Regions from separate parts of the Homo sapiens genome. Here region 1 is linked to region 2. A link is an interaction called in ENCODE POLR2A ChIA-PET data of the cell type or tissue named here. Cell type or tissue: GM12878. All regions are shown on one strand. Region 1 overlaps COMMD1 (copper metabolism domain containing 1). Region 2 overlaps COMMD1 (copper metabolism domain containing 1).

Evidence for each region. ChIA-PET counts read pairs that join two places held together with the same protein. Peaks named below come from ENCODE experiments on the same cell type or tissue, not always from the same donor. Only the 100,000 strongest peaks of a DNase experiment are listed, where the experiment ranks them.
Region 1: POLR2A ChIA-PET joins it to region 2 with 9 read pairs; 4 of 35 experiments call an interaction of 5 or more read pairs at or near these places.

What each region holds. Positions count from the first base shown.
Region 1 is chr2:62,009,072-62,013,071 of GRCh38, reverse strand. All of the region lies in intron 2 of COMMD1 (copper metabolism domain containing 1), which reads right to left. Among named protein-coding and RNA genes, the nearest start is that of COMMD1, 110 kb to the right of the region's middle. RefSeq lists an enhancer at 1,930-2,129. In GM12878, no CTCF peak of the experiment used is centred here; a DNase peak (open chromatin) is centred at 2,091; H3K27ac peaks cover 917 bases.
Region 2 is chr2:61,941,976-61,945,975 of GRCh38, reverse strand. The region is part of intron 1 of COMMD1 (copper metabolism domain containing 1); the gene reads right to left. It overlaps LOC124906012 (a long non-coding RNA gene), which reads left to right. Exons shown (of 3, transcript XR_007086335.1): 2 at 2,878-2,965. Among named protein-coding and RNA genes, the nearest start is that of COMMD1, 38 kb to the right of the region's middle. In GM12878, no CTCF peak of the experiment used is centred here; a DNase peak (open chromatin) is centred at 2,475; H3K27ac peaks cover 666 bases.

The sequences.
Region 1 (4,000 bases), 67 kb before region 2:
TCACATCACATCTTTCCTTGTTTAAAACCCTCTAATGGCTTCCCATTACACTTAAAATTCTTAACAAGGCTAATTTCTTGCCTTGGTTGCTCCCTCTGCCTGTATTTTGTGCCCCCAGATCTTCCTGGGGCTGCCTCCTTCTTGTCATTCAAAGCTCAGCTCACCTCAGAGAAGAAATCTTCCTTCACTCAAATTAAAGTAAAGCCACTTACTTTGAGATGGGGTCTGGGCATCTTAATTTCTTTTTAAGCTCCTCAGATGAGTCTGACATATAGTGATGCTTTGAATCACTAGCTAAGTGAATCTTCCTTTTGCTTATAATAGCTTTTCTGCCAATTTACTTCTTGCTACTTCTTACTGACAGCGGGCTGAAAAAATGGAAAATCAACATTGTGGGAGGTGGTGAGAAAGAAATGGCAATCACTAGGGACTTGTACTAAATCACTGCCAAAGGGGCCGGGTGCGGTGGCTCACTCCTGTAATCCCAGCACTTTGGGAGGCCCAGGCGGGTGGATCAACTGAGGTCGGGAGTTCAAGACCAGCCTCACCAACATGGAGAAACCCCGTCTCTACTAAAAACACAAAATTAGCTGGGCGTGGTGGTGCATGCCTGTAATCCCAGCTACTCAGGAGGCTGAGGCAGGGGAATTGCTTGAACCTGGGAGGCAGAGATTGCGGTGAGAGCCACTGCACTCCAGCCTGGGCAACAAGAGTAAGACTCCATCTCAAAAAAAAAAAAAAAAATCACTGCCAAAGGTCACGTGTGTGTGTGTGTGTGTGTGTGTGTGTGTGTGTGTGTGTATGTGTGTGTGTTTGAGACAAGGTCTCACTCTGTCACCCAGGCTGGAGTGGAATGGCGTGATCTTGGCTCACTGCAACCTCCGCCTCCTGGGTTCAAGTGATTCTCGTTCCTCAGCCTCCCAAGCAGCTGAGATTACAGGTGCATGCCACCACACCCAGCCCCAGCTAATTTTTTTGTATTTTTTAGTAGAGACGGAGTTTCACCAGGTTGGCCAGGCTGGTCTCAAACTCCTGACCTCAAATGATCCACCTACCTCAGCCTCCCACAGTGCCAGGATTACAGGCACGAGTCACTGCGCCCAGTCATACATCTATGCATTAAATGCAAAGATATGTTCATAAACTCTAGAGAATCCATCTTGCCTGTATCAACTTTTTTGTTGTTCTTATTTCATGATTCTCAGCTCTGGATCACAGAGTTTACGATGTTGGAAAAATCATATGTAAATGTCACCTCTTAAGAACTGCCTTCTTCAACTTCCTGGGTAAAGATAGCCATTCCATCTTTTGAGCTTTGGTAAGGCTCTTCCATCTCTGATAAAATTTCTTACACTAATTATTAACAACTTTCTTTCACTGTGAGCTCCATAAGATAATAAACTTGTCTGTATTGTTCACTGATACATCCTCAACTCCTATGTAGTGTCTGACACATAGGAGATGCTTTATAGTGAGTTACGTGATTTATCCACTCAAGAAATATTAACTGAACACCATGTGCCGGGAGGCATCCAAGACTGTGAGGATGCAGCAATTAAAAAAAAAAAATCTTTGTCCTCTTAAATGCTAATCTGGAGCACTGACAAGATTAATAAGTAAAATAGCATGCTAGGTAGTAATAAGTAACAAGAAGAAAAACAACTAAAGTAACAAAAGGCAGACCAGCAGTTGTCCACAAATTGTGGATGACTGTAAAGGGACACAGTCCCCATTTAGGGGCTGAGGAACGTGTTCTGGTTCTTGACTGTACTGGTGTTTTCACAGACATGTACACCAGCCAAAATTAACCAAATTGTACACTTTAAATAAATAGTTTATTGTATTATACATTGTCAATTGTAAATATAAAACATAAAGCAGGACATGGAGAATTCTTTTAGAGAGGTAGCTGGTGAAGGCCTAATGAGAAGGTGATTAAAAAAAACAAAAGACTTTAAGGAAGTGAAAAGGCTAGCCATATCTGGAGTAAGACGAATTGAGAAAGAGGCAAGAGCAAGTATACAGGTCCTGAAGATCCCTGGAATGTTTCAGAAATTAGCAACAAGGCCAGTGGGTCTAGCTAGAGTAGACGAAGTAAGGGAGAGAACTATTAATCTGACTGACACAGAAAGCCACTGGAGTGAACTGGAAAGCCATGAATATATTTTCTGAGTTATGCATTAACAGTCATTCTGGATGCTGTGTGTTGAAAACAGACTGAAAAGCAGAAACAGAGACATCGGTTAGGAGGATGTTATAATCTAGGAGAGAGGTGATGGTGATCTAAACAGAGTAGTTGGGGGTGGTGAGAAGTGTTCAAATTTTAGATATATTTTAAAAACAGACCCAGCAAGATTTGATGGTGGAATGGATGTGGGTAGGAGAAAACAAAAAGATATGAACTGGAAGAATGGAGGTGCCACTAACTGAGATGAGAAAAAATGCAGGGGGAACAGGTTTTGGAGATATATGAGGAACTTAGTTTTGGGCATATTCAATTTTTGATACCTTTTACACATTTAAGTCAGGATCTCCAGTATGTCATAAATATGTATCTGAAATTTAGGGGAGAAATCCAGTTTGGAGATATACATTTGGGAGTCATTACCATATAGATGGTATTTAAATGCAAGGAATTACATGAGATCAACTAGGAAGTGAGTTGTAAAAAGGAAGAAAAGAAGATCGAGGACAGAGTTCAAGGGTACACCAACATTTAGATGTTGTGAGGATTAGAAGGAAGCTGCAAAAGAGATTTTAAAAGAAAAAAAAAAGAGCTAGAAGGCTAGCAGGAAAATCAGGCAAATGCGGTATTCTGGAAGACAAATATTTCAAAGACAAGGTAATTCAAGTATGTCAAATGTTGATTATGGATCCAGTAACTAAAATCTCAAGACTATTATTTAAAACGAGAATAAATGCAAAAACATTATATAAATTTTAAAGGAAAGACTTAGCTAAGAAAAAGAAGTACTGTATTAACAGTACAGCAGTCTAATCTACAATACATCAAAAATATTAAATATCACTTATTATAATCCTTATGTAAAACATTCCCAAAAATTTCTACTTTTCAACTGGTAAGTTATGAATAACTGAATACTTCTGATTTTAATGTTTTCAAAACTAAAAAGCATTAAACTTACATTTTTATTTCACTAGTTACTACAAGTATTTCACTAGCCATTCACTAGAATTCACAAGAATAGTCCTTTCACTATTCATTATAACTAGTAATGCTTTTAAAAGGGGTTTTTCTTAGCTTTTTTATTTTTTATTTTATTTTACTTTGTTAAAACATTCCCTTCTCCACAAAGTATGTTTACAAATAGCTAATTCAGAGTTAGCTTGAATTTCAATAATAAGTTTTAGATTTTCATAGATTTTTTTAACAAGTGTGTGAAAGCAAAAATTATAACAACTTTCTAAGGAAACAAAATTTCTTATTCTTTCTTTTTTTTTTTTTTTTTGAGACAGTCTCACTCTGTTGCCCAGGCTGGAGTACAGTGGTGTGATCTTGCCTCACTGCAACCTCTGCCTCCCAGTTCAAGCGATTCTCCTACCTCAGCCTCCCAAGTAGTTGGGACTACAGGCATGTGCCACTATGCCTGGCAAACTTTTGTATTTTCAGTAGAGACTGGGTTTTACCAAGTTGCCCAGGCTGATCTCGAACTCCTGACCTCAGGTGATCCGCCCGCCTCAGTCGCCCAAAGTGCTGGGATTACAGGCATGAGCCACCATGCCCAGTCTTATTCTTTCTTTTTTCTCTTATAAACTTTAAGCATTGCCTTCTATAAATTATACCTTTAAATTCAACTGTAAGTTGAAGACCATAACTTTAGAACACAAACTATTATGGAACACTTCTTAGAGCTACAAAAAGAGTTGACTCATTCAGAATTAAAGTTTAAGTAAATTCCATGTTCTAAATCTGATATAAAATACGAAATGGAAAATTCCTTTATCTGTTTTTTTTTAAAGTATTCTAGACCGGGCCCGG
Region 2 (4,000 bases):
CATCAACATTAATGCAGACTTTAAGTCTGATAAGAAACATTTACAATCTATTTTCTCTAAAACCCGCTACCTGGAAGTTTAATCTGCAGCATAAAACCTTGGTCTCCACAATCCCTTGTCTTAACCCAGACATTCCTTTCTACCGACAGTGACTTTCAACCAACTGCCAATGAGAATGTCTTTAAATCTGCCTATGACCTGGAAGCCCCCACTTCGAGTTGTCTGACCCTTCCACATTAAACCAATGTAAATCTTACATATATTGATTGATGTATTATGTCTCCCTAAATTGTATAAAAGCAAGCTGTACCCTGACCACCCTGGGCACATGTCATCAGGACGTCCTGAGGCTATGTCGTGGCTGCATCCTTAACCCCAGCAAAATAAACTTTCTAAATTCACTGAAACCTATCTCAAATATTTTGGGTTTACATTTGGCAACCTGAAAGGTCTTCTGAGTGCAAGTGCCCCTGACCTTTGACAAATCGCCTACTGGTGCTTGGTACCAGCTTGATCTATCTTTACTCTCAAACCAAGAGGATAATTGGCTGAGGCCTGGGAGGCCCCACACCAGAGAATCCCTGATCTCCCAAAATTTGGTCAAGATCTAAAGTTTATTTTGTTGTACAACTCCTTTTTCTGAAGTTTTACTTGCTCCAACAAGGAAGGCAAGTTTTCCTGCTTCCATAATGATGGAAGGCAGCTAACTCCTTTCTGGAGTTTGAGTTTTTTCCTGCTTGTAGCATAGTAGAGAGCAGTCTTCAACCTGAGACCCATTCCTAGGTAAGTAGCTGAACTGGGCTTTCATTCGGCTAAAGTTACAATTAACAATCAGCTGGTCTTAATTTCACCTTACCATTGGAGCACTCAGTAATCATATTGTTGGGTTTTTGTTGTTGTTCTGGTCTTTCTCCCATCAGGTTTGACGAGCTCCAACTCTAACCGACTTGGCCAAATCTGAATGAGAATTCCAATTATGGGGAACAAGGCCTCCGAATTGGCTAAAATTCCTTGCAGCAGCAAAAAGGAAAAACAAAACAAAACCATGCACGTGGTTTCTGTCTTTGCTTCCTTGTCTTTTCTTCCACCTTACTCCTACTTCCCCTTCCCCTTCCCCATCTTTGCTGCCAAAAAAAAATCTAGAGAAGCCTTCTAATGACCCGAACCCCTTAAAGAACTCAGAACAAAGGCACCACTTGCCACTGTTTGGGATGTCCTGTTTTCTTTATGGAGTTTTCACGAGTGATGGGCAGATTCTTTTAGGTCTACAGTTCTGCTTTCCTGTATTGCACTACCTGACTCTGACTTTTGGAGATGCCAGAAATTACCTTGTACCATGAGAGGATTTGGCCTTGGCATGTGTAATGGCAGATGAGAGCTACAAAGTTAAGAGTGGCTGAGGACAGTTTACAGGAAGTGGTCTTAGCTGGTTTAGCTAAGCTCCTAGGAAGTTGTTGTCTAGGATCCTAATTCTAGTTCGGAGGTGCATTCTTACTATTATTATTATATTTTTTTCTTTTTTTTTGAGACAGAGTCTTGCTATGTTACCCAGGCTGGAGTCCTCTGACACCATCATGGCTCACTGCAGTCTCAACTTCCCAGGCTCCAGAAATCCTCCTCTTCAGCCTCCAGAGTAGTTGGGACTACAGATGTGTGCCACCATACCCAGCTCATTTTTGTACTTTTTGTAGAGACAGGGTCTTGCTATGTTGGCCAGGCTGGTCTTGAACTCCTGAGCTCAAGTGATCCACCTGCCTTGGCCTCCCAAAGTGCTAGGATTATAGGCATAAGCCACCACACCTGGCCCAGAGGTGCATTCTAAAGAGTCTTCTCATTGCCTTTCCTCCTGCAATTAATCTCGATTGGCTCATGTGCACATTTGTGTGAGGAACTGAACTATCATTTTCATAGATGACAGGCTGAGTTTCCTCAGCTCCAAAAAGAAAGGGCATTTTGCTCTTTCCAACCAAAAGGCGTCCCTGGGTGACTGGGGGCCAAGTGGAAGTGCCTGCAGGGTTGACCCCCTACAACGTGTAGCAGCCCTACAGGGAACTCTCGAGAAAATTAGTTTAAAAAATTATTGTCCAGGAAATGCATACAGGAGCTGGTCATTTTTTGTTTTGTTTTGTTTTGTTTTTTTTGAGACAGAGTCTCACTGAGACGCCAAGGCTGGAGTGCAATGGCGGGATCTCGGCCCACTGCAAGCTCTGCCTCCCGAGTTCAAGCAATTCTCCTGTCCAAGCCTCCCGAGTAGCTGGGATTACAGGTGCGTGCCACCACACCCGGCTGATTTTTGTATTTTTAGTAGAGACGGGTTTTCACCATATTGGCCAGGTTGGTCTCGAACTCCTGACCTCAAGTGATCCACCTGCCTCAGCCTCCCAAAGTGTTGAGATTACAGGCGTGACCCAAGGCACCCAGCCTCATTCCTCACTTTGAGCCCTCCTCATGGTGCTGGACCTCCAGAAAGAGAAACTGAGACACATAAAAGGGCAGAAATGACTCACTGGTGACACACTATGGAGTCCCACCCACAACCAGCACACTTTGACCCACTCCACTAAACCTTAAGGCACAGCTCAGTTCCTCCTTTTAAGAAAAAATGTGGGAAACAAATAATTTAGGAATGAAAAAACACAAGGAGAGTGGTCCCTCTCAGGCACCCTGTTTGGTTTCATGACCCCTCTACTTGAAAGTGGTTGTGTAATGGAAGGGCATGCCAGGTTTTCCAATACTGCAGCTGGTTACACATTATAGGTCTGTTCTTGCGCACATTTTAAACTGATGGGCAAATTACATCAAGAAAAATTCAGAGCTCGAAAGTCAATCTGCAACTATAAAGTTCCTAAGTTCTCTATCTCTCTGCTTTCTTTTCAGCCTGCTTTAAGTCTGCTGTTACTTTTCTACTGAGATAAAATCCACTGTTTGCATCCAACCGTTTCTTTTTACTATTGTTTGCAAACTGGTAAGTCTCTGTTAATATCTCATGGCTAGAGTTCTGAAGCATAAACTACAGGAACTTTGTATGAGTGTATATATATATATATGTGTTTAGGTATATGTACACATATTCTGTTATGTGTTTTTGGCCACAAGGTACCAGATTGACTTACAGGTAAAGAGTACTCATAAATTAACAGCCGGACACAGTGGCTCCTGCCCGTAATCCCAGCACTTTGGGAGGCTGAGGCGGGCAGATCACTTGAGGTCAGAAGTTCAAGACCAGCCTGGCCAACATGGTGAAACCCCGCCTCTACTAAAAATACAAGTTAGCTGAGCGTGATGATGTGTGCCTGTAATCCCAACTACTTGGGAGGCTGAGGTATGAGAATCACTTGAACCTGGGAGATGGAGGCTGCAATGAGCCAAGATCACACCACTGCCCTTCAGCCTGGGCAACAGAGTGAGACATCAAAAAAAAAAAAAAAAAAAAAAGGCCAGGCACAGTGGCTCACCCCTGTAATCCCAGCACTTTGGGAGGCCAAAGCAGGCAGATCATGAGTGCCACTGCACTCCAGCCTGGGTGACAGAGAAAGACTCTGTCTCAAAAATAAACAAACCAACAAACAAACAGCCAGGCGTGGTGGCTCATGCCTATAATCCCAGCACTTTGGGAGGCCGAGGTGGGTGGATCACCTGAGGTCAGGAGTTCGAGACCAGCCTGCACAACATGGTGCAACCCCATCTCTACTAAAAATACAAAAATTAGCTGGCCGTGGTGGCGCATGCCTGTAATCCCAGCTACTCGGGAGGCTGAGGCAGGAGAATCGCTTGAACCTAGGAGGCGGAGGTTGCAGTGAGCCAAGATCATGCCACTGCACTCCAGCCTGGGCGACAGAGCAAGACTGTCTCAAAAATAAATAAACAAACACGAGGATGTGTTTTTTGCTGAAGAAAATGTAAATTTTTTTCCTAGTTAAGAGACTATTTAAGCATCACTTTAAAATAAAGGAAAAACTGTACAAATAAAACTAAATGGATAAAAAGAAAAAGTAAGCCA